Linked DNA regions of Mus musculus: all the other regions are linked to region 1. A link is a loop called in an ENCODE intact Hi-C map of the cell type or tissue named here. Cell type or tissue: heart. All regions are shown on one strand.

Evidence for each region. Peaks named below come from ENCODE experiments on the same cell type or tissue, not always from the same donor. Only the 100,000 strongest peaks of a DNase experiment are listed, where the experiment ranks them.
Region 2: a loop joins it to region 1, with 6 times the contacts of the local background. A loop is called at or near these places in 36 of 42 quality-filtered maps.
Region 3: a loop joins it to region 1, with 3 times the contacts of the local background. A loop is called at or near these places in 15 of 42 quality-filtered maps.
Region 4: a loop joins it to region 1, with 4 times the contacts of the local background. A loop is called at or near these places in 10 of 42 quality-filtered maps.
Region 5: a loop joins it to region 1, with 4 times the contacts of the local background. A loop is called at or near these places in 9 of 42 quality-filtered maps.

Annotation. Positions count from the first base shown.
Region 1 is chr6:91,575,118-91,580,117 of GRCm38, forward strand. No RefSeq gene overlaps it. Among named protein-coding and RNA genes, the nearest start is that of Lsm3, 62 kb to the left of the region's middle. In heart, no CTCF peak of the experiment used is centred here; DNase peaks (open chromatin) are centred at 1,104 and 1,984; H3K27ac peaks cover 236 bases; H3K27me3 peaks cover 3,321 bases.
Region 2 is chr6:91,739,194-91,744,193 of GRCm38, forward strand. It overlaps Slc6a6 (solute carrier family 6 (neurotransmitter transporter, taurine), member 6), which reads left to right. Exons shown (of 15, transcript NM_009320.4): 7 at 684-818; 8 at 1,756-1,859; 9 at 1,985-2,109. Among named protein-coding and RNA genes, the nearest start is that of Gm44981, 20 kb to the left of the region's middle. In heart, a CTCF peak has its summit at 2,155 (motif pointing left); a DNase peak (open chromatin) is centred at 2,128; H3K27me3 peaks cover 548 bases.
Region 3 is chr6:91,676,894-91,681,893 of GRCm38, forward strand. It overlaps Gm40387 (a long non-coding RNA gene), which reads left to right. Exons shown (of 3, transcript XR_869270.2): 3 at 2,715-3,856. Gm30628 (a long non-coding RNA gene) reads right to left here and starts at 2,799. Exons shown (of 3, transcript XR_377873.3): 1 at 2,307-2,799. In heart, a CTCF peak has its summit at 2,084; a DNase peak (open chromatin) is centred at 2,358; H3K4me3 peaks cover 283 bases; H3K27ac peaks cover 1,496 bases; H3K27me3 peaks cover 913 bases.
Region 4 is chr6:91,524,671-91,529,670 of GRCm38, forward strand. No RefSeq gene overlaps it. Among named protein-coding and RNA genes, the nearest start is that of Lsm3, 11 kb to the left of the region's middle. In heart, CTCF peaks have their summits at 2,760 (motif pointing right) and 3,845; a DNase peak (open chromatin) is centred at 3,811; H3K27ac peaks cover 1,571 bases; H3K27me3 peaks cover 579 bases.
Region 5 is chr6:91,850,136-91,855,135 of GRCm38, forward strand. It overlaps a transcript of Ccdc174 not described here. Among named protein-coding and RNA genes, the nearest start is that of Ccdc174, 25 kb to the right of the region's middle. In heart, a CTCF peak has its summit at 2,648; no DNase peak of the experiment used is centred here; H3K27me3 peaks cover 1,455 bases.

The DNA of each region.
Region 1 (5,000 bases):
TATAGTTCATTGAGACAGGTTCCCAATGTAGCCCAGGCTGGCCTCCAATTTGCTATGTAGCCAAGATAGGCCTTGAACTCCTGCCTCTCCTGCCTCTTCCTCCTGAGTGCTGAACTATGTGTATGCGCTCTTATGCTTGATTCATTCATTTCATTTCCCAAGGACAAAGGCCTGATTGGCTCCTTTCAATCACATCAAAATAATGCTGATGCCCAAACAAACAGAGACCCCTCTGTGGAGGTGATGTGGCTCTAAGGTTGGAATAGAAACTAGATGGTATGGGTTGTTTTCCAGGAATGGAGAACCTCATGGGAAAGAGCCCAGTAGGTTTGTGTAACTCACAGAGCTCAGAGATTAGGGGCCAGGGGTGGCCATCAGTGCCCTCCTGGGGGCCACAAAGAAGAGGCTGGCTTATTCCAGTAAGGGAAGCCCTCATAGAATGTGACTAGTTGCAATTCCCACACTGATGTCTTAATCCAGTGGAAGCCTGGGTCACCCATGCCAGACGGAACACTGATTTGGCCAAAGGAGGGAGATAGAGAGATGGACAGGCCTGGGGAGTTTTGGTGACATGAGCAGCAATGTTCTTGAATAAAGTCAATATTGGGAACCCAGGTGGAATGATTTTGTGTTCCTGGTTTGCACGTGGACTGTGCTAACTGATGTGGGAACTGGTACAGAGGGTATATGCTCTACTGTATGCAGACAAGGACTTGAGCTCACAGGCTGCAGAAGCCTCCCAGGGTGTGGCTCTAATTAGCAACCCTCTCCCCACTCAGAGGAACACCATAGGGACCAATAGTGCACAATCCCAGGCCGCACAGCATCCCACTCCACATGGTGGCCTTCCACAATTTACCTACCAGTCTACCCCAAGAGGACACTAAAATACTTTCTGAGATGCCTATTTAGGATTTGGTTAGCTGCCAGTGTTACTTGGAGTCTTGTTTCCAAGTGTCCAAAGTTAAGAAACTATGGCATGTCCCCCTCAGTGCCTTGCTTATCTGCCACTAGATGGCGGTGTTGCCCAGTATCCCCTGGGAACTCTGTGAGACTCAGAAGCAGGGAGCCTACCTACTGCCAGCCTTCCTGGAAACCAGTGGGGGTCCCCACCTCAGTGCCTAGATAACTGTCCTAGGGTCCTACTTCTCACTGAAGATGAGTGGGCAGAAACAGGTGAGAGTGACTGGCTCTTTGGACAATAGCTTCTGGAACTGAGCAGTGGAGGGCCTGAGAGGGAGGCGTCAGGATCCACCAAACCGTTTCTGTAGGCTTATCGTTCAAAGCCACAAATCCATTAGAAGATTACGTTGAAAGGCATTTATTTTAAAATTTTAAATATGAAGAAGAATAAGAACACAGGAGACACCCCAGTGAGCCCCTGGTTTCACGGTGTATTGCTGGCTTTCCACATGGGATCATAATGTGAAAACAGCTATGCAGACCCTTCAGATAGCTACATCTGAGAACTTGGATGGAGCTTGGAGCATGTACACTAGTCTGCTAGGGTCTGAGAGCTATGTTCCTTTATATTTCCAAAATTATGCGAGTCAAAAACATTGGATGGGGCAACTCTATGCCTTGGAGAATGAACTTGGTATGGTGGGAGTCTTTGCCCCCCACCCCCACCCCCAGAACCTTGGTGCTGAGATCTGCATCTGAACCTGTTATGTTGTGCTTACAGCGGGGTTGGACCTGAATAGTCCTTGGATGGGAGGCAGATCTACCCCACATCCCTTTGTGGGCAGAAGAGTATTCATTTTGTAGCCTCAGGAGAGTGCCTCCCTCCTATCTCTTAACTGGCCCTCCCCCGAGACCTAAGAGCTCAAGGCCTCCGTCCAGCTCCAGGTTCCAGTCCAGATGACGCCAGATGGAGCCTGCTGGGGCTCCATCTGCAGGTTCCAGCCCAGCCTCCTTGACGCCAGCTCTCTCTGCCTTTTACCATCGCTTACTCATCCCCTTGCATCCCGGGAGCTCCTTCACCACGCCAGCTAACCTGACGTGTTAATTAATCCCTCTATTCACAGGCCAGTGAGTGATTTACACAACCACGTGTACGCCCTCGCACACCACACGTGCTCCCTCCAGGGTGTAGCAAGCTGCGGGTGCTGATAGTGAACTGTGAGTTGGAATGTCCCTCTGTCACCTCCGGGGAAAGTCTGTGCTGCTCCTCATCCAGATTGCGGTTGTGGAATGAGCTTCCAGGAGATTCTCCAGCCTCAGGTCATTTCTGACCCATGCTCAGACGTCCAACTGGAGGCCTGTATGGTCATAAACCATTCTCATCTTCCAGACTCAGGTGACATGTTACCTCCTCTTGGGAGGCTTCTGAGATTACTCTCCTTATGGAATATCACTGAGGGCTCCCCATCAGTGACTGTCTCCCTCACTCTGTCAACTCTGGGACAGTGGGGACTGCAGTAAAGGAGGGGAGATTTCCCAGGGTGACCACAGAGTAAAAGTGTCACCAAGAATGATTCTGATTTTTTCCAGACTTCTAGATTGATTTTACACACACACACACACACACACACACACACACACACCACCACCACCAACAACAACAACAAACCCAGTGTCTGGCTGGCCTGGAATTCCCTTTGCAGAACAGACTGACTTTGAGCTCACAGAGACCAACCAGCCTGCCTCTGCCCCGCAAGAGCTGAAACTAAAGGCATGTGCCACCACACCCTGCTAAAAAATATTTTTAAAAACGTAAAAGGTCCATGTGTGGAAGTCAGAGCACAACTTGTAGGAATCACTTCTCTCCTACCGCCTGGGGTCTGGGAATTGAACTCAGGTTGTAAAAGTTGGGAGCAAGCACCCAGTCATCTTAGTTAACCCCAGAAATCTTGACGTTTGGAGTTAAAATGTTGGTAAATAATTTTACATAAAAATATTTCATTGAACTAAATAATACACATTCACAGATTTGGCCAACCACTGATATTCTGGGCCGTTTCTCTCAGGGCACTACTGTTACGAGTATCCTGGGGTTTGTGCAGTTCCAGGTGACTAGGGTAACAGCTATGATAGCTGTCCTTGCTACTTACTGGCTGCCCTCGGGATATCTTGAACCCTGTGCTGTCGAAGGTTGTGGCTGAAGCAGGAGCGTTGCATGAAACACAAAGCCTAAAATCTTTGACACTCCTGCCATCAGGAAGTGACTTATGGTGTTTCCTTTTCTTGGCCCTGGAAACCCCGTGATTGCTTGACCAATGGAGTAGGGCAGAGGTACCCCAATGTAGTTTTGGGGGCTCTGGGAATCCATCTTTACCTTCAGAAAATCTAAGCAAGCTGTGAAGAGACCCTGTGAGGCTCCTCCTGCGTTGTCTCCTGCTATGATTTCCCCCACTGCCTCTACCAGGTATCAAATTGCAGTTAGTAAGCCATCTCAGGAACTGACATTTCAGGTACTCATCCAGCTGTCCCAGTCAATGCCACACAGCGTGGAGAAGAATCGAACCTTCTCCTTGAGTTCAACCCATGTTGCATATTACTGAACAAAAGAAATGAATGATTTTTGTTGTTGTTTCTTTTTTGTGGGTTAGTTGTTGTTGTTGTTGTTGTTGTTGTTGTTGTTGTTGTTGTTGAAACAGAATCTCATGTGGTCCAGACTAGCTTTGAACTCTCTACATAGCCAAGGATGACTTTAAACTCCTAATCTTCCTGCCTCCACCCTCCCAGATTCTGGAATATACCACCACACCCAATTTATGGAGTGCTGGGAATTGAACCCAAGACCTCAAGCATGCTAGGAGAGTATTCTCCTGTCTAACCCACAGCTCCAGCCCATAAATAACTGAACATCTGTATAGATATTACTGGGATATCTGGGCTGTGGAGGGACAGCTCTAGCCTGGCTCCTTGGTCACCAATGATGAGATCTTAGGTCTTTTTCCTCCCTAGTCTAGCCTTGCCATTGAGAAGTAAGAGTTCATCTTGGTCCCCAAGTATCAATGGGAATACAGAAGGATCTTGGGACCACAGAATCATGAGTTGGCGTCGTGATCTTGAAAACCAGTCAGGTCCTGAGGAGAGAAGCATCAGGCCTTGGACCAGCAACCCAGCCACTGTTCCCCTATCTCACTCAGGTCTGTGCTTGTGCGAGGAGACACATTTGAATATGCCCAGGACAGCTGGTTTTGAGGACAAACAACTGGGGACAGCCTAGCCACCCGTCAATGGGAGAAGGCCGTATGCACTGTTGTTTATTTTTAGGCTACAAGTGAGTGGATTCAAGCCATGTACAGATTGAGTCGGGGGTCGGGAGTGAGGGTGAGAATCAAAAACAGGCTTAGACTGACTCATGCCATAGAGTTCCATTCAGGTAAAGCCTGAGAGCAAACAAATCGACTATGTTATGGATATGCAAACAAATTTGGGAGGGCAAGCTGAGCGAGAGGAGCACAGGTCCCCAGGGTTGGGGTCAACAAGATCTCTATAACATGCCAAGAGGAGGAAGAGGAACATGACAGAATTTGAACTGTGTGCAGAACTCATGGGTGTTTATATCAGTTGTTATACTTCTCTCTATGCGTGAAACATTCAGTAATGTAAAAGAACAGTTTTCATCAAGCGAAGGATGAAGCTGAGGAAGGAAGCCTCTCCCAGGTGTGAGTCATGGGAAGGCCAGGCTAAGCTGGAGCCTCCATGCCTGCCGGTCAGACTGGCAGACGTTGGAAGGACTCCCGTTCCCATCGTGTCACTCTGTGGGAGAGCAAGTAACTGTGAGCTCACCCGGGGAGTCTCCTAGCCTACCACATCCCAGGGATGACCTTGTTCTTTTGCACAGTTCCTCCTGGTGGCCATGAGCCTGGTGACCTGGGCATCTGGGTCTCAGGGTGCCTGGTATCTGGCACCACAGACTAGTCACTGTGAGACACCGGTCTCGGGATTCCTCGTTCACTTCACAGACGTGTTTGTCTGTATCACAGGCTTTCCTAACATCAGATGTGATCCTGAGAGGTAGCCAGAAAAACTGCCAGGGCTAGACAGGG
Region 2 (5,000 bases), 160 kb after region 1:
ACCTATACCTGCTTCTGTCTTTTTTTTTTTTTTTTAAATATGTGTAGGTATGTTGCCTAAATATTATGTGTGCCTGGTGTCAGAGATGACCAGAGATGTCAGGTCCTTTGCAACTGGAATTTCAACTGGGTCTAAGCTGCCACGTGGATGCTGGGAATCAATCTTGGGTCCTTTGCAAAAGCAGCCAGTCCTCTCAGCCACGTGTCATCTCTCGAGCCCTTTCTTTACTCCCAACCCCCCCACCGACCCCTGTGTTATACTGATAGTTGTCATGCTAGCCGATATGTGCTGAGTGCCATGTGACCACGGGCTGAGTCGTTGCCTAGGGTCCCTGATAGTTGACTCAGTCTGTATGTTTGTATTTTTGCATAATCTCTTCAAAGGGTGGGCATGCTTTCTGTCTTGCCTGCTTTGTTAAATTCTGAGCCTGAATGGGCTATGTGAATTATCCACAGGATTTTTTTTTAAATCTATAAGAGAGACCCTTATGTCATATTTAAGGAAAGTGGCAGAGGCTCAGGGGTCGCACAACACACTAAAGACGGCACGGCAAGTGAGACCAATATGTCTCTAGGGTCCTTGCTGCACCCAGGGCAAGCACGTGCCTCTGAGAGAAGAGGATGGCCCACACTTCATTGCAGCAAGGACACTCACAAGTCTACCCGATGCCTTCTCGACAACAGGTTGTCTACTTCACCGCTACTTTCCCGTTTGCCATGCTTCTGGTGCTGCTGGTCCGTGGACTGACCCTGCCAGGTGCTGGTGAAGGCATCAAATTCTACCTGTACCCTGACATCAGCCGCCTTGGGGACCCACAGGTACAGCAGGGTGTGGTACCTCATCCCAAGACCCTGTATAAACCGGTGGTGCACACAGGGTACAGATGGCAGTGTTTTCTCTGGCTCTTTGATGCCCATGTGTAGCCAACCATTACTGCCTGGTACTTCTCTCCTGGGCCAGTAGTGGCTCACAGTCCTTCTGAGCTACAGAGCCTGCCTCAGGCAATCACTCCTTGCTAAGGCGAGGAGGGGCCCCTGTTCCAGCCACATCAGGACCAGAGACTCAATGTTTAGGATACCATCCTCAGATAGGATCAATGGTGCTCTGAAGGTTAAGGGGGTCAAATTGTAAGTCCCCCTGTCTCAGCACATAGCTGAAGAGTGTTAGAGTTGGTGAAACCCCTGGAGGCTTTTGTGTGTCTTTTGAGACCTTTGTCCCAGGCTCCCAAGCCCCTGGGAAGCAGTTGAAAATTGGAGCAGAGCAGGGTTGGTGGCCAGCCTGAGCTGTAAGCTGGGAAGGTAGGCTTGCTGCCTTCCAGAGCTATAAGCTACAGTCCCTAGAGAAGTAAAGAATGCCTTGTGTTCTAACTTAGGTCTCAGACTAAGCCATCACAGCCGTCAAAGCTGCCTTGGTGTGCTTGATGTGGACCGTGGCAACTTAGCAATAGACTCAGAGAAGACTGCTCTTTACTGAGTGTGGAAAGTTGTTTGCAGGGGCAGGGTAGGCTAGGGGCCCATTCTGTAGATATGAAAAGCAAGGTTTCAGGAGTGGTACTGGTCACTCCAGAGTTAGAGGCCTTAACTGATGCAGGAAGAAGAGGGTCTTCCTCTGGGGTTCTAGATCTGCCCTCTGGGGTTCTAGATCTGCCCTCTGGGGTTCTAGATCTGCCTCTGGGGTTCCTTGCAGCTCGCCTGTGTAGACATTGTCATGGTTAATCACCCCAGGCAACCACCCTAATGCTCTTCCCCTCTTCAGGTGTGGATCGACGCTGGAACTCAGATATTCTTTTCCTACGCAATCTGCCTGGGGGCCATGACCTCACTGGGAAGCTATAACAAGTACAAGTATAACTCGTACAGGCAAGTGTCGCGCTGGCGGGCCCGGTGGACGTTAGAAATGATGATTAAAGAAAAAAAAAGAGAAGTAGGGAGCGTGGCTTCCTTGTGTTGTGATTAACTTACCCCCTGACGTGTGTGTAACTTAGGGACTGTATGCTGCTGGGATGCCTGAACAGTGGTACCAGTTTTGTGTCTGGCTTCGCAATTTTTTCCATCCTGGGCTTCATGGCACAAGAGCAAGGGGTGGACATTGCTGATGTGGCTGAGTCAGGTACGGTGGTGTCGGTGGCAGTGGTGGTGGGCACTGCCACCTAGTGTGTAAGATGAGTACTGCAGGCATGGAGCCAGACCCCAGGGGGATGGAGGGAGCCTGGCTTTTACATAGACATCCCCTCTCCCCCCAAGATGTGCTCCCATACCTGAGTACAAAGGCTACAGTTAAAGGTCCTCAGTGCATTCTGGCCCACTGAAGGTGGGAGGAGCAAGGGCGGTTGAGATGAAACTTGGTGGCTGTTTTAGTTGTGGTCTTCCAGCCCCCAACACTTCCCCAGCATCCGCTGGCTTTAGCCATGGAAGTTGGTTTTCTAATAAGGCTCAGGTCAGCCACAGCTAGCACACCAATCACCAGCGCTGCTGACATCTCAGCCTTGGTTTCTGTGGTTTGCATTTGGCACCTGGCGGGCTCCAGTGCCAAGCCGATCCACTCTTGAGTCCTTCCTGTCTATGTTCCAAACCTCACCCCTCCCAGCCTCCACCACAGTCACCAGGAGCGAGAGGGCAGGGGAGAAACATCACTCAGAGCCCACGACAGAGCCGATTTGGGAGTAGGATATGAGGACACTGTTGCCTTTGGGGAGTTGGGGCCCTGTTGGCCCCATGTTGCTACTCAAGATGCTAACATTCACAGAATGGATGGTCGATCTTAGGGTCAGGGGCTCTTCCTTAGCAACATGGGATCCAGAACTCCAGCAAAGAAGGTTCTGGAACATGGTCTTGACTCCTACTACCTCATCACGGTTTTTTAGGGGTCTGGGCTCTAGTCGCCCTGTAGTGGATGGGGTTCTGGGGTGGATATCACCAGGGGCCACCTCCTCACCCCATTCTCTTGCAGGGTGGTCAGGTGTTATCCAACCTAATTACTCTGGGGCTTCTAGAGGCTGCCAAGAGCCATGGGTTGGGTCTTCCTTCAGGCCACATGGATGGGTGAGATAGGGAAGACTGTCCTTCATTATTCTAGGTGTTTTTTTACAGACCAGGGCAGGTACCCTAAGTCCCTGCCATTCTCTTCCCTCGATCTCCTTATATTTGAAACTTAAGGTCATGTCTCAGTTCTCTGATCCTGAGCCTTGGTATTGGAAGGTCAGAGGGTACCTTGATACTTTGTGTCTAGATCATCTAGATATTCATGTCTCAGCGGAGATCAGGTTGCCTTGGTATTGGAAGGTCAGAGGGTACCTTGATACTTTGTGTCTAGATCATTTAGATATTCATGTCTCAGCTGAGGGCAGGCTAGGCTCATAGGCAATGTATCTGGATGCCGAGTCTCCACCCACTACACGTCTGGAGAGCCATCCAATGTGGCCATTTCACTGGATCCTCTGACCTCAGGGACCTCAGAGACTATTCATCCTCTGTCAGCTGCTGGGCCATAACGCAGCCCCTCCTCCAGTGTGAACAGCACACTGTGCACACATATCTATTTCACTGTGTCCCAGTTGGACACTCAGAAGAACTATTTACCCATTCTCAGAAGCTCCAAAGGCAGGGAAGGGCCTGAGGGCACAGGACCTCAATCACAGCCTCTTGTGTTGGAAGTTGTTTAGCAAGGGGCCCAGCACCTCTTCCAGACCCTCTACAAATGTCGATATCCCCCACTTACACATGCAAAGTGATTCCAAAGCCGTTACGGGGTTCCACTAAAAACACAGAGGAAACTTGTTATGGGAGAAAGATGGGGTTCACCAAAGAGATCTCTGTGCACAATGGGCATGTTCACACCGTGCATGTAGTCAGTCCGAGTGGCTTCTTTTCTTTTATCCACTTCAAAGACCTCGTCCACGCTCCTTCCCCACAGTGATGTGTAAGCAGCCAGCACAGCAAGAGGGATGGTGACTCTAAGATTTTTTTGGCAAGCACCATAACAAAGAAAAGTGCATTTGAACAAGGGTATTGCACAACCAAGGGAAGCCCAGGCAGAACATGGCGTGCTTCACTCGGGGCATCCCAGCAGTCTAAGTATTCTCGGCTTCTACTCGCTCAAGTTTACTGTGGTTGTAGAGGAGGGTGCTTGGCCCCTCTCCTGAGGCTGGTTTGAGAAAATCTAAAATGAAGGACAGAAAGAAGTGAATTGACTCTGTTCACAGTGCCTGGTGCGGAGGGTTGGGGGTACACCACCTTTTACATCTGTCTTGTAGTTGGCTAGTCCTGATTGCTCATTCTTGAGGTGGACAAGGCAGGTCCAGAGCTTTGAACTTCAGGGGGAGCCGAATGCTTTTGGTTCTAACTTGAGCCCAAGTATATGTTTCATGATGTCCCCGGTGGGAGGTGCATGTTCTGAGCCCCCTGCTCTCAATCTTGCTCATCCAAGCAGCTTTCAGCTTGGTAAGCAGCCGCACCTGTTCCCCTCACAGAATCTTCTAGTATCACCTTCTAGCAAAACTCAGCGGCTGCCCCAGGTCGTTGTTTCAGTAGGGTTTCTCATTTCTCAGGCTGAGCAGACCTCATTGTAAGACTTCTCCTCCCCCGCCACAGTTGGGGTTGTTGATGCTTTACTAAGTGAATTTTTTTTTTTCAAAATTGGTTTGTTTTTGTGGATTCTCCCCCCCCCCCCCCCCCCCGCCTCCTTCTTAAGCCATTCATCCAGTTTTGATGATTGTTTAATGTTTGCTTTAAAGTGTAAAACATCTCCCGCAGTTTGGCCCATATTTCTTCTTGATTGGTTTGTTTTGTTTCTAGTAGTGGATTTTACTTTAGTTTGTCAGCCCTCTTGTGGGCCCAGTCCCAGCTAGCTAATCTCTCCCAGGAGTCTGTTTGGTGGTGGTGGAGGAGGGGGGCGTTGTAAGCAGGAGATGTTTGTGTTCAAATGACCCTGTGAGAGGCACTCAGAGTGGGCGGAGCTCTTGTCCCCTTTGCCTCTGAGTCTGGCCAGAGCCCTTTTCTGGG
Region 3 (5,000 bases), 100 kb after region 1:
TTCCTGTTCCCCAAGATAGAGAGGAAATAAGAAATCTTTCCCTACCCCAAACTGATTTGATCCAATCTCCACAGTAATAATCCTAGAGAGTAATTGACACCTTTTCAATTTCAGCTCATGAGAAGGGTGTGAGACTAGGCCACCTTGGGTAATGGAGCTTGCCACATATAGAGAAAGTGAGGCCTCTGAAGATCTGCTCAGGACATGAATTCAGCGGCCTGCAAGGAAGATAAGGGGGATGGGGAGAGGTGTTCTGTGGACAGACTTGTATGTATAGTGCTGAAGACTGGCCCCTTCCTTGCAGAACACAAATGGGGCAGTTTGTGTGGCACAGCTGCAGGCACGGTATCTCCATCCAAAGAGCAGTGTGGGCCGGTCCTGCTGCAGGCTCCGGGATACTGCGCTGCATCCACAGACTAGCCCTGTCCACACGGAATAGGCAGTAGAATGGTGGGAACATATAAAAACAGGCCAGTGGGCAAAGGATAGGAAATCATCACCTGGGTATTCAAGGTAGACTGAAAAGAAGACAGGGCACAGGCTGGGACCTGGGAGACTCAAGACTATGGGCAGGGGGCTATCTGAAAAGCCAGGTAGGAGACCAAAGAGCTGAGACCTAAGGGTGTTAGTTAGCCAGGGCCAAAGGAGTCATCTGAGAAGGGTTGAGGGGAAATACCCTGCATAGAGAGCCATGATAGAAAGGCTCTGAAGCAGAGGAGTTCCAGGAGTCCTGAGCGCCCGGGAAGAGGAAGGAAGGAGTGTGTGTGTGTGTGTGTGTGTGTGTGTGTGTGTGTGTGTGTGTGTGTGTGTGTGTGAAAAAGTTAAAATCTTTTCTATCCTTCTACTTTTATGTGGGCGTCAGGGATCGAACCCAGGCCTTTAGGCTTCATGGCACCCCTTCCCTCTATAAATGTTTGAATATAGTGGTGATGAGGTGGTGATTTTTGTAACCTCACCATCTTCTCTTAAACACCGTAAGCCAGCTCTAGATGAGCCGATGAGCCGTGGGAGGTCTCCCTGCAGGGCACTTGCCTAGCCTGTGCCAGACCTTGGTTCTAGGAGGCATTGCCAGCAAATAATAACTGTAATAACATGATACACTATAAATGCTGCATTAACAGTTATTCTACCAGTTTTAGAGAATAATAACAAGGACATTTTCTGTATATGTTCAATAGCATTTTTCCTTGCTACTAAGTCTAGTTTATATAGTGTTGGGGACTGAGCCCAGGGTTTTTTGAGTTTTGGGCAAGCACTCTATCTACTAAACTACATTCCCAGGCCAAGGTAGTCCTTTTTTCTTTGCTTAACATTTGTTTTTAAGGATTTAAAAGAAATGTATGCATATATATGTGTGTCTGTGAGTGGGTATGTGCTTGGTGCTAGGGAGGCCAGAAGAGGGTACCAGGATACCTGGAGGTAGTTACAGATCCACGTGAGTCCCTAGATGTGGGCATGGGAGCTGAACTCTGGTTCTCTGCAAGAGCAATATTCTCTCTTAACCATGGAAACATCTCTCCAGCCCCTTGGCTAAATATTGTGATCCATAGCTGGCTGAGAGAAAGAATAGGGTGGGAGTAGGGACTACAGAATCAAAGACCTGGGTACTGACCCCTGCAAAAAGTATTCAGATGTCCATACATAGACTCTTGTGTGTCCTTGTCGGGTCAGGCTGTAGAACCCATCCTTCCCAGGGTTCTCCAGGGGCTTTGCCTCTCCCTTCCCCTCAGGTAGCCCTGGCTCTCCAATTCTGTCTTGATTTTTCCATATAAATGAAACCACAGGGAGTCTGGCTTCTTTCACCCAGAGTGTTCAGAGCTCCCTCGTGGTTCTGCGCATCCCAGGAGTCCTTTTGCTAGAGCTGCAATCACTCAGTTTCTATTTTCCTGTTGATACAACCAGGCTGTTTCCATTTTTAGCTGCCATGAATTGTGCAGCCATTCATTCTTGCACAAGGGGGTAGAATTCCACACGGCAATACCTGGGCGTGGGGTTGTTAGTTCAGAGGCCAAATGTTCAGCCTGACTAGAAATTTCTAACCTTATCTAGAACTGCCAAGCTGTTTTCTACGGCGGTGGTGCCCTCCTATGTTCTTCGCGGGGAGTGGCGATGGGCTAGGGTAGGAGAAGACCAGAAAGAAGGAGGCTCCTGCAGTCACCCCCAGGGAGCTGGCTTGGCCACGCAGCAGTGTGCGCTTGCTTGCTGGTTTCCCTACAGTTTTGCCTCTATCCTCGATGCATTCCCTCCCTGACTCTGGAGCAGTCTGCTCCCTCGGAGAGAGGAGGAAGTGGGGCTCGGGGACTTACCTCCCCAAGACCACATCCGGCAATGGGTTCCCATGATCCTCTGCGCTGGCCGCATGCTGGGCATTGCTAGGGAGCCAGCCTCTTGGGTGCTTCCTGCTTGGGGCTCCAGCTTTGGCTGAGTCTCAGGCTGCAGCTGGCTAGTGGGCAACATGCATTGGGTGGGGGAAGAAACTGTGAGAGAAGGCTCAGAAGTAGAAAGGCCCCAGGCACCCGGGGCATATGGGTAGGAGGAGCACTTCCACATGCCCAGTGGTGGACTGTGCCAGAGACCCTATTCATCGCTTCCCATGAATCATCTCCACTGGATCCACACGGCGGGGGTGGGGTGGGTGCACACTGGTGTTTTGTTTAGTCTGCCTGTATAGATTAGGACAATGAAGTACAAAGTTGTTGTGTTCTTCATTGTAGGTCACACAGCCCAAGGATAGATGAATCTAGGATTTGCAAGCAGGCAAGAGGAAGATTCCTGAGAGCCAGGGTATTCTGATCAGGTTTTATGATGTGACCACTGGTACATTGCTGGGCATATGAACATACTGAAGAAGTATCTCTAGGACACAGTGATGTGACTGAGAAGAGGACCACCCACACACGGCCTAATAGCCCTGTTTGTCTCTTCAGGGTTATACTGGGGCATGGTACTCTGAATTCTATGAGGCTGGCCAAGAAGATCCTCGATCCTTTGCAGAGTTGGTGCCAAGTGGACTTCCAAAGCTAGCCAGATGGCCCAGCATGTGCTGTGCCTCCCTCGGCATTGTGGCTACTCTTGGTGACCTGACAGATAGGGCAGGAGATTCTCTGGCAGGGTCGGGAGGTTTTGTTCAAAGCCCTGATCGATTTGATGTCACTACTGAGAGCTGCTGAATAATGTAGTCTCAGTGGCATTTTACAAATCCCATTCACTGCACGCAGTAATAGCCACGGACCAAAAGCCTGGAACCTGGGCATTACCCTGCACACGTTCCCCAGGAGCTCTGCCTGGACATTGATTTCTCATTTCTGAAATGAGAAATTAGTCCCATTGGAATGTCAGCCAATATTGGCTCGTGGAAGGAACTTCTGCCTGCCTTTCCTTGAAGGACCTTCTAAGTGCCAATGGTTTTGGTGCCCTGTGTGCCCAACAGTTCTCTCTGAATCTTCCAGCTCCCATCTCTGGCCTGGGTCTCAGCTAAGCCTCCTTCAGGACCAGCTAGTGACATGGAGACATTTACAAACCAAGGAGTGCTATGATATCTCTCTGGAGGGGTCTCGTTCCACCGTGGGAGCGTACTCTTCAGTGCTAGATATTTGTGGCTGAGCAAGGGGCTCATTCTGACAATTTTCAAGAGAACCCAAAATTTCCTCTTTTAAACTTTTTTTTACATTCATTCATTCATTCGTTCGTTCACTAATGTGCACGTGGGTACCACAATGTATGTAGAGGTCAGAGTTGGCTCTCTCCTTCTATCATACAGGTTCTGCAGCTCAGGTTGGATCTCCTTTGCAGAAATTACCTTTGCCTGCTGAGCCATCCTTGCTGGCCCTCCTTGGTTTGTTTTTGAGACAGGATGTTATTAAACTTCAGCCAACCCTCCTGCCCCAGCCTTTAAATACTCTCTCTGTGTGTCTGTCTCTTTGTCTGTCTATCTTGACTGTCTGCCTGCCTGCCTGCCTGCCTGCCTCTCTGTCTCTGTGTTTGTCTCTCTGTTTCTCTGTCTCTGTCTGTCTGTCTGCTGCCCCCCCCCCCCCTGTGTGTGTGTGTGTGTGTGTGTGTGTGCGCGTGTGCGTTTGTGTGTGTGTATGTAGGTATGTACATTCAGGTGTTCTCAGAGTCCAGAAGAAAGCATCAGATCCCTTGAGGCTGGAATTAAAAGGTGACTGTGAGCTGCTTGCTGTGGGTCCTGGGAACTAAACTCTGGCCTTCTGCATGAGCAATTGGAGCTCTGTTGTTCTATCTCACTGGCCCCCTACTTATTTTATTTTATTTTATTTTTAAATTGTTTGACACAGAGTCTTGTGTAGCCAAGACTGGTCTCATACTCTCTGTCTCCAAGGCTGGACTTGAACTCCACATCCTCTATCTCCTAGATGCTTGGATTACAGGTATGTGCCATTGTGTTTGAGCAAATTATTTGAGACAGGCTCTTACTATGTAGTCCTGGCTACTCCGAAATTCACTGTCACCAGGATGACCTTAAGTTCACAGAGATTCACCTTCCTCTGCCCTCTAGGTTTAAAGGTGAATACTACCATGCCCAGATCAAAATAACAGTAATAAGAATATCATTATTATATAGTATTATTTTATAATTATATTATAACATATAATTATAACAATTATTATATAACACTATTAATAATGATTATTATCTATTTTTGTTTTTTGAAACAAGGTTTCTCTGTGTAGTCCTGGAATTGCTCTCTAGACCAGGCTAGCCTGGAACTCAAGAGATCTACCTGCCTCTACCTCCCAAGTGGATTAAAGGAATGCACTACCACCCAACAGCCTGAAATTATTTTTTTTTAAAGAGACTCAGTGTCTCTATGTTGTCAGGCCACCTCTAGACTCCTAGGCTAGGCAATCTTGCCTAAGCAGCTGAGCAGGTGAGGGTACATGCATTCATATATCAATTTTGATTCCTGGCAATGAACTCAAATCACGATGGATGGAGCCCACCACAGGCCAAGCAGCAGAACATCTGGGGCTGGATTCAG
Region 4 (5,000 bases), 50 kb before region 1:
GGCTGTTCATCCAGCTGTGAGAATGGAGGCTTCAGTGAGCCGGGCCTGAGCAGGATGCTCCCCACCTCTCTCATTGGCAGCCAAAATGAGACACTGCCAGAGGCAAAGAAGGCCTGTTCTATAGATAAGTCAGTTATAAGTTGCTGAAATTAGTAGTGACAGATTTCTTGGGACACACCTCAGGCTATTGCTGTGAAATCTCATCAGAAGCTCTGGAGCCTCTCAAGAAATCAAGGTGGGCAAAGCTTAGGCTTGTTCAGTAACAGACTGGGCAGCATGGTGGCAGCAGGACCCGGGGAGTGGGGGGTGGTGGGGAGGAGGGTACCTGTAGAGTCCTGCTGCAGCACTGGGTCGGGTTCCTAAGCCAGATATAGGTATTGGCTCCTCTGCTTCTGAGAACTTAGAGTTGAACACAGTCCCATCAGACAAGTGACTGCTTGTTTTCACAACCCCAGGCTGAGGCCTGGCCAACAGCTTGTCCTCCAGCAATGCTGAATGGGTGAAGATTAAATGATACCGGGCCTGCAGTGCTATGCTGTGCATTGCAGGCAGAAGGGGCCAGTGGTACTTTGGAGAGGCAAGCTGTGGACATCATTCTTCAATACTGGGGTCCCCACAACTCAGCAAGGCTTACCTCCTTTCACCCCTCAGCCATCTTCTGCCACCATGTGCCTGAGACTACCAGCAGGCGCCAGCTGCGGGCACCTAGCCAGGCATCAGTTTACATGGAAAACACCAAGAAATGAGGACTACAAGGCCCGATGTTTTCAACTCCTGCAGGCCTGTTGCTCCACTCAAACAGAGCATGTCGATTCTTATTTTCTTGGCTGAAGTTTAAGTTTCATGGGTGTGGATACAGCATGCCCCACTGTGGTTTCTGATATTGATTACCCCTGAGGGATTCTTTTCTTGGTATTCTTCCCATCCACTTCCTGTGCCATGGACATCCAGGGTGAGGTGTTGCCAGGAGCCCCCCAGTTGTCCTTTGTGGGTTGGGAAAGTTCCCACAGTTGCAAGGGGATCTTGCAGTATCATGGAGCCAGATAACCAAGCTACAAAGCACAGCTGTGCCATGTGCCAGCTAAGCAGATGAAGTGCCCTAAGGTCAGCTGTGAGGACTAACGAGTGTCTACATGAGCAGCCCAGGAATTGTCCCCAGGTTGGAAGCAGCACAGAGAGGTCATGAGCAGTGGACAGAAGTCACTCCTTTAAGCTGCCTTAGTCCAGCTGCTCTACGCCGTCTCCCTAAGTCGTTTTCAGGGCAACCTGGCTTTGAAATATTTTGATTTGTCCAGTTAAAATGTACTTTGCAAGGGCTGAGAAAATAGCTCAGTGTTTTTTTGCCAAGCGGACATGAGGATCTAAGGTCAGATCCTAGCACCCATGTGAAAAGCAAGGTATGTCGGAACGAACCTGCAAAGCCAGCCCTGGAAGGTCAGCAGAGCTTGCTGGCTAGCTAGTTTTGCTGAGACAGTAAGCCTCAGGTTCAGTGAGAGACCCTGTCTCAAAAAATAAGGTGGAGAATGATAAAACATAAACCTCTGACCTCTCCAAGCAAGCACACACACACACACACACACACACACACGTGAACACATACTCCACACCAGAGAGGAACAAAGATGTTTACCATGTGCCAGGATCTGCAACAGGACCAACTAAGGGCCTGAAGCAAGGAAGGGAGGGAGAAGGAGGCAGAGCATCTTAAGGGAGTCTGTCTCTCAGGATGATAGGCTCTGTGAGGATCTGTCAGAGCAGTGAGGATCCCTCACCACCACTACCACCCTGGCTGAAGGTCAGCAAAGAGGCCAGTGCTAGAGAATTCTGCGTCTAGTTGGGCATTCAACAAAGTGAGAAAGCCTGACTTCACTCAGTACTTTGATCTCACAGTGGGAATACAAAGACCTAGGGAGTGGAAGAGACCTGCCTAGGTCACAGCACCCAACAAATAGCACTCTGAAATGGAACCAGGGCACTGTGGGGCTCAGCTGCAGCAGGGCTGTTCACACAGCTCCGCAGCCCCTGAATAGAGTGTATAGTCTGAGGGCTGTGGTCCCTTCAGATCACATGCCAGCCACCTCCCCTCCTTTTCCCCTTTGGTAGGATTCTTCCTTCTGAGTGAGCAGCTGCTGTTGGGCTAAATGAGACCCAGTCTTCCGTCCGTGCTCGCTATGGAGTAAATGCCTCCTGGAGAAAGCAGAGGTGGGTAACAAACCTGCCAGTCTTGACTCTGTCACCAACACGCTTTGTGGCTTTTGGCAAGCTTCCCCCCATTCCTGGGTCTCACTTGCTCACACAAGGGGAAATGAAGAGTACTTCTAAGAGAATTCACCTAAACTTGTATGTCTTTTTTTTTTTCCTTCCTCAATTAAATGTATTTTTAGCTGGTACATAAAAGCTAAACACTGGAGCTTGGCATTGTGGTGGATAACTGTAATCTCAGCAGTCAAGGGGCTGAGGATTACAAGTTCTAGGCCAGCCAAGGGCTATGAATCAAGATCTTAATCTCAATAGACAAGCACATAAAATAGGCACACATAAGTAAACAGGTACACATTGGGTGGGATCTTAGTGAATATAAATGTTTATCTCCAAACATGTATTTTAGAATAATTAAATTTAGTTTATTTCTGGTGAAAACTTAAAATCTTTTCTTGTTGCTTGTGAAGCACACAGCCATCACCACAACCTACTATGTAGCATACCAGGTCTGTTGCTCTTATTCAAGTTTCCAGGATCAGTCAAGAGCTTGTTTTGACACTAGAGGGTGCTACACTCTTCACTATTCCCTTTCAGTTTGTCTCGGTTCATTGTCAACATATTAGATGGCAAACTGTGCCATTTAATTCCTTAAATGCAAACTATGTGAAAATCCAACCGTGCTTCCAGAAGCACAGGACAGACAACATCACATGCTCCACAGCCCCAGGAGACCGTTTTCAGGCAAAGTATCCTAACAGTGGCGGCTCCTGTGATGCTGAGCTGGAACCATCCACAAGAGCACACACAGTCTAGGCAAGATGGTTTCCCCAGCACTCTGGTCCTGGGTGTATCTCGCTGGTGGAGCTGAGCTTTGTGGGGCAGGGAGTTCAAGGCCAGACTTTGCCATCTTACTGAGCAGATTCTTGTTCCTGCTGTCAGCCTGAATGTCCTCATTTGTGCTGTCCTCCCAACCTAAGGGCACTTTGTTATTGATTCAACAGGTTTAGAGAGATTGAAAGATACCCGAGAGCCATCATTTGTATTACAAGGTAAGGATACAGATGAGGAGACAAGAAACCTTGCATTTACAACTAGCTGAACACTAGACTCAGTCCCTTCAATCCAGTTTCTTCCTTCATAAGATAGGAGCTAGCCAAGTGCTTTGTTACTGAACTGCGCCCAGCCCTCACTGATGTCTTCTTCTCTTTTTCCTTTACAGCTTTTCCAGGCCTAGAACCACTAGAAACTAGGTTGGATCCAAGGCAGTTGTGCTTAGGGTTTGGGGATTGGCAGAGTTCTCCCTTGCAGGGTCCTCCGTCTTTCCCTCTTTGGTTCCCAGCAATGCTTTTCTCATCTCAGTTGTCAGGTGTGAGAGAAACAAGCAGAACCAGCCTCATGACCAAGGTCACCTAACAACATCACAAGACGATGACATCACCATCAGCTCTGGCCCAGAGCTCAAATAACGGAGGGAAAGGGCAGGTCATCCTCACGGCAGGGTGACAGAGCTGGTGCCAGGCCTCTGCCAACTATCAGGGCCCAGGAGTGTTGCTGAAAGCTACCCAGGAGCAGCTCATCCCTGCCTCCGCTCAGCCAGCGCTCTCACATGCTCAGAACAGTAGAGTCTCACCAACAGGGGTCCCCACCCCCACCTTTTCCTAGAAGCAAGGTTAGCAACTGCCAGAGTCAAAATAGATGTGGAGAGAATTGTGTGGCAACACTCGGGTTTAGTTCAAGCACACTGGATTGCACGATATCCTTAGAGGGCAGAGCCATTGCAGGAGGGATCAAAGCAGCCGGCCTTGCTCTTCGGGCTGATGTTTCTGCCATGCTGCATGTCAAACAATCATGTCTTTGGAGCCCAGATGCCCTGCTTTGTAGGTAAGCCACGTGTAGAACTTCATGTAAGGAATCATTCTGTCAAAGTAAATAGTTGTCCCAAACTATTTATTTCATGTGCTCTGGTGGCCTGCACCTGTATTCTCACAATACACACAAACACACATACACACACACCATTTTACCAATGTGCACATACATATATACACACACAGCATAAGATAAAATGTACCATCTTAACAATGTATAAGTAGAAGCACTCACATTGTTGTGAATGACTGAAGATGTCCCCTACCTGCCAAGTCCCTGTTCCACAACACAGTACTTTATTACTTTGTCTAGACTTCTTTTTCAAAGGTTTCAAATCCATGGGCAGTATTCAAAATATGAGAAGAAAGCTGTGGCGTGTAAAAGGAACTTTTATTTACCTGTACTAATTGTTGTCTCCAAGGCCTACTGCCTCAATCTGCTAACCTAGGCCTAATCCTAGAAGCTTCTAGCAACCATACAATCTTAGCTAGGCCTAGAATGTCTCAGCTTCTGAAACTTACTGCTGAACAAATTCACTGTTTCTATTTCTTTTTGAGCTCTGGCTGACTGGTTCAACTCAGCTGTTCTGGCTCAAACTCCTCTCCAAGCTGACTGATTGAATCTGGCTTCTCTTGGTCTCTGACTGAATTGCCCTACTCGGCCTCAAACTAACTCTAGCAATCTGTTCTAATCTTCTGGCTCCTTCTCATTCTCTGGCTCATTCTGTCTTTACCTTCTCATTCTCACTTTCAAATATGGGTGCTTCCTTCTACAAACTAACTTTCTCTTCGTTGTTTAGAATTAAAGGTGTGTACTAAGATCGAGCCACACTACAACTAGAAACGGGTTTTTCCAGTGAACAAAACAATCTCAGGGTTCACACTGTGATCAAATATCCTGCAACAGTGGAGCACCTTCATCCTTCATCA
Region 5 (5,000 bases), 280 kb after region 1:
ATAAGGAATTAATGAAAAACACAGAAATGAAACCTGGGGCCAAGGAGAAACCTGCACTATCCGTGTAACACTGACACCAGGCAGGAAGAAGAAATAAAATGGAACAGAAACAATATTTTTCATAATGACCCAAAATTTCCAAAATTAGTGGGAAAATTAGACATTAATTTCTTAGCAGGATAAATTAAAGAAAAATCATATTTAAACATATAAGAAAAACTTCTAAAATCCAAAATCAAAGTAGTCACAAAGACCAAAACATTGTTGTCTCATCTGTGTATGGAATCTGCAAAATGAAGGTCACACAAGCAGAGCAAAGAGCGAGCGGTAGATACCATTGCCTGGAATTTGGGACTGGAGAATCTTGGTTAAAAGAGACAAAATTGGGAGCAGGAGAGGTGGCTTGGCAGTTAGGATCGCTGGATGCTCTTGCAGAGGACCTGGGTTCCATTCTCAGGACCCACATGGCAGCTCACAACCATCTGAAACTCCAGTTGCAGGGGGGATCTGATGCCCTCTCCTGAACTTCTCTGGCGTTACATGCATGTGGTACATAGATATACATGCAGGAAAAACACTCGTGCACATACAAATAAACAAAATTTAAAAAAGAGAGAGACAAATTTTTGAAACAAATAGAGGAACAAATTTAACAATTCAGTTGTACAGCGAGGTGTCTATAAATAACAATGAACTGTATATTTGAAAAACCATGTCAAGCATGGTACACACCTTTAATCCCAGAACTGAGGAGGCAGAGGCAGGCGGATCACTCTGAGTTTGAGGTCAGCCTGGTCTACATAGCAAGTTCGAGGCCAGCCAGGGATACACAGGAAGACTCAAAACATTCAAACATTTTTGAATATCTTCTGGGATTCAAATTCATGATAGCAATGGGAAAAGTTTAAATGAAATGAAAGTAGTCTAAGACCTGGCATTTTTCAAAATAGGAAGTATAAATTTGCACTCGATTCTAATGAATCAAAGGGAGACTGTAATATTAAGCTAACAACTAAGGCAGTAAAGGATTTTTCATTGATATCCTAACCCAGGACGTATGAAGCAGTAACATATACTTCTCAGTTCCTCTCAGATAAGGAAAGAAAAGAGAGGAAGCAAACAAAATAGTTAGGACTGACAAACATTAGAGAGGTAAGGATAAGGTGAAATTAATTCATTGAATATTTTGTAAGTACTTAGAGCAAGGAGTGGGCTCCGCAATTAAGGCAGAGTCGCTTCTGCCATTTGAAATAGAATGTAAAGACAAGAGAGGAATTCAGGAGATGGCCCAATGGACAGAGCTTGCTATGTGAGCTTAAGGACCTGATGATGTGGGATCCCCACATGCACCTGTAACCCCACCTCTGGAGGGGCTGAGACAGCCATTTCCCTAGCCTGGACTAGTGAGCTCCAGGTTCAAAGAGAGACCCTGTCTCAAAACAATAAGGTGGAGAGGAACTGAGGAAGACATTCTAGTGGTAACCCCTGGCCTCCACATGAACCTGCATGGGCAGGCAGACATGCACACACATGTACACACACCAAACACATACAAAACATGGAGAGAGACAGAGACAGACAGAGATGCAGGTCCATAGGGAACACAGACTACCGGGTAGGCAGGGGAACACTGAAGAATGTGATTAAACAACATATTTATGTTTGCAATTGTGAAGGAAAAGAATGATGGAGACCCTTGGATCACCAAGCTCCCAAATCATAAAAGCATCTATTTAAGAGACCTGGGTTCATCCGGTCAATCCTGTCATTTTGTAGGCCAATAGACTGATGTGTAAGCAAAAAGATAAACTTCAAACATAAGCATGTATTCATGATTTTCACATTGCCATGACAAAGCGCTCAAGAAGGAAGGGCTTCCATTAGCTCGCAGTCTGGGGTGAAGCTGGGAAGATGTGTGAACAGGAACGTCAAGGGCTGCTCACACTCACCCACAGTCAAGAGCACCGAGAGATGCACACTTGTGCTCGGCTCCCTTCCTGCCTTTTGATTCAGTCCAGGATCCCATGGGATGGTGCCACTCACATTCAGGGTGGGGGGGTGTCCCCACCTCAGGCAAACCAATCTGGAAACACCCTCACAGATGCAGCCAGAGGCATGTATCCCTAGTAACTCTACATCCAGTCAGATTGACAAGCGAAGATTAACCAATCACAGGGGGAAGGCTTGATGGCTGCCATCATCAGCCTGGTCTGGTGGCGCACACCTGTAAACCCAGAAATTGGGAGGTAGAAGCAAGAGACAAAGGTCATTCTCCACTACATATTGATTCCCCCCCCTCCCAGGCTAGCCTGGGCTATGTAAGACCCTGTCTCAAAAGATCAAAAACAAAACAGAACAGTGCGCCCAGCTGGGAACCAAGTGTTCCAACACATGAACCTTTGAGGAAAACGTCACACTTAAAAAACATAACAGACTGTAACACAATTAATGTGGGGTGTGGAGCCCTCATTCTGTGGCCTTTGGGAGGTTAGATCGGAAGCAGAAGCACTAGAAGCAAGGGACCAATCAGGAGCCAGTGCAATGCCTTGGAGATGACTAGAGAGAAGCTGACCTCCAGGAGAGACAGGCTTTGATGAGAGCACATGCTTTGTGTAGTGTAACAAACAGCTCCCCCTGCCTACACAGCATGGTAGTTACAGGGCAGAAAAGACAAGAGGGCTGAAAGGATGGGGGTTTATTTGTTTGCTTGCTTGCTTGGTCGTTTTGTTTTGGCCTCTAGCTGGGCATTGCTAGCTGTAGTTAAGGAAATGCAGTGAGTTGTGACTTAAAGAATGTCAGCTGATAGATAAGTGTCTCTTGTAGTCAGTCATTATAAAGGAATTGGTACGGTGGGGGAAGGCAAGAGTCTAGGAAAAAACAAACCCCAGCAGTCAGGAGGCAGAAGGCAGGTGGATATCTGTGAGTTTGAGGTCAGTCTGGTCTACATAGCAAGTTCCAAGACAGCCAGGCCCACAGTAAGACCTTGTCTCAAACCCCCACCCCCCCCCCAAAAAAAAAACAGAAAACAAAACAAAACAAAACAAACAAACAAACAAACAAACAAAAAATACACTACCACCACCAACAACAAAACCCACAAAGAAAATAATAACAAACACCATGTTGCTTTATTTCTGGAAACCAAATTTCTTTTATTTGGGGAGATTCCTCATTGTTTAGCCAAAATGAAAGTGCTTTATAAAACAGTATGTTAACATGTCTAACAGTGGAGATAGCTGGCTGTTGTAGCAAATATAATAAATAGCTGGACAGCAACAGAAGTTGGTTTCTACTTACATGGAGTGTAAAACCCTCTCTGAGCAGCCACTCAGGGCCCAACCCTCTTCCAGGCTATGGCTACCATTTTAACATACCTGCATATGTCTAGCTGATGGGGGGAGGGGATACAGGAGATAGGATTGCGTTGAGAGTATTTATGGTCCTGGACGGTCTGGAAAAAGTGAAGATAACCTAAAAGATGGGTGCTTATAAGTCCCATTGCCTTAGACCAGCTGCTCTTGGGGCCAAGCTTCAGGGACCCCCTGTAAGTGCTTAAAAAGGAGAGTGCTCTGAGTGAAAGAGGTCCGGCTAGAATGCAGCCTCTGCCCAGCTGGTCTTTGCAGCAGCTCCTTTCCTGGGCACCCTACTGATGCACGTTTGATGAGTCCCTACTTAGTAGACTGCCTGGTGCCAGGATCTCTTACCTGGGAAATGCATTTACAACAAAGCCATACTTGCTGCTTCCCAACACCTCCCCTGCCTTCCTGGGAGTTAGAGAGCCTACAGTGAAACCTTCTTGTCTCCCAGAGAGTGTAAGAAGGGTTCTGTTTCTACCACACAGGCTCTGATTTCTCTCTTTAGATCCCATGATGCTGTCTGTCACTGATGCTGGGGCCTGGACTGTCCTTGGGGCTCCTGCCATGCTTTTGCTCCTCTGTCTATCTGCTTATTAATAATTGTTGTAATAACTCCCCAGCAATCTGCCCCAGTGTCCTCTGGCACCCACAGCCCCAATCCAAGGCACAACAGGGGAAACCAAAAGAGAAACAGAATTGAGCCATCATGAGAGCTCAGAAGAAGTCAGTGCTAAAGAGACCCCCTCTTCCATCTCACAGCCCGAGTGTCACTTCCCCAACTTCCTCCAGTCTCCAGTCAAGTGCAGGTGGGAACAGTGGAGAGCCCACACTCCCAAGAGAGGATCTGGGTAGGGCTAAGCCTGTGTCTCCTGCAGCAGGAGAGAAAGGCAGTCTCCAGTGAGGAGAATTTGGAACAAGGACTGCAAGGGTGGCGTGCAGGTTTGAATGAGAAATGTCCCAGAGGGCATTTGAACACCTGGTCCCCAGTTGGTGGTACTGTTTGAGGAACCTTTGGTTAAAAGTGGAGACTGGCTTGCCCATGTGTGTCCCTGATATTTGCGAGGGGACACAAGGAAGAAACTGCCCACATGATTGCTCCATGATATGGTTAAGGTTTTTATTGTGGCTGTGGGGGAGAGAACAGCCAGAGGTATCTGAAAGAATCCAGAGCAGAGAGAGAAGGGAGTAGACTAAACATGGCCAGAAGGCTGGACACAGCTAGGGTTAGGGAAGTGGGAGAGTGGGGGAGAATAAATAGTGGACATGGCAAGATGAGAAGAGATAAAGCATACAGCACAGTGAAAGGTGGGAATAAAATAAGAGAATAAGTGGGTAGCAAGATAGTTACTTACCTAACTATATCTATATCATATATATATGTAGAGGGAGGGAGGGAGGGAGGGAGGGAGGGAGGGAGGGAGGGAGGGGAGGAGAGTGGGAGGGAGAATAGTGGGTTATAAGGGGTAAGTAACCATGGGAGGGAAGGACCATGTAGGGCTTTGAAATGTATTAAAGTACTTGTAATTTGGAACTGAAGGAGCCTGGAGGCTGGCATGGGCTTTGATATGCAGCCATGAGTCTAGGTCAATGGAAAGCCATTGTCTGACAGGCAAAAGAAATGACTGCTTTTGCCACATGGGAACT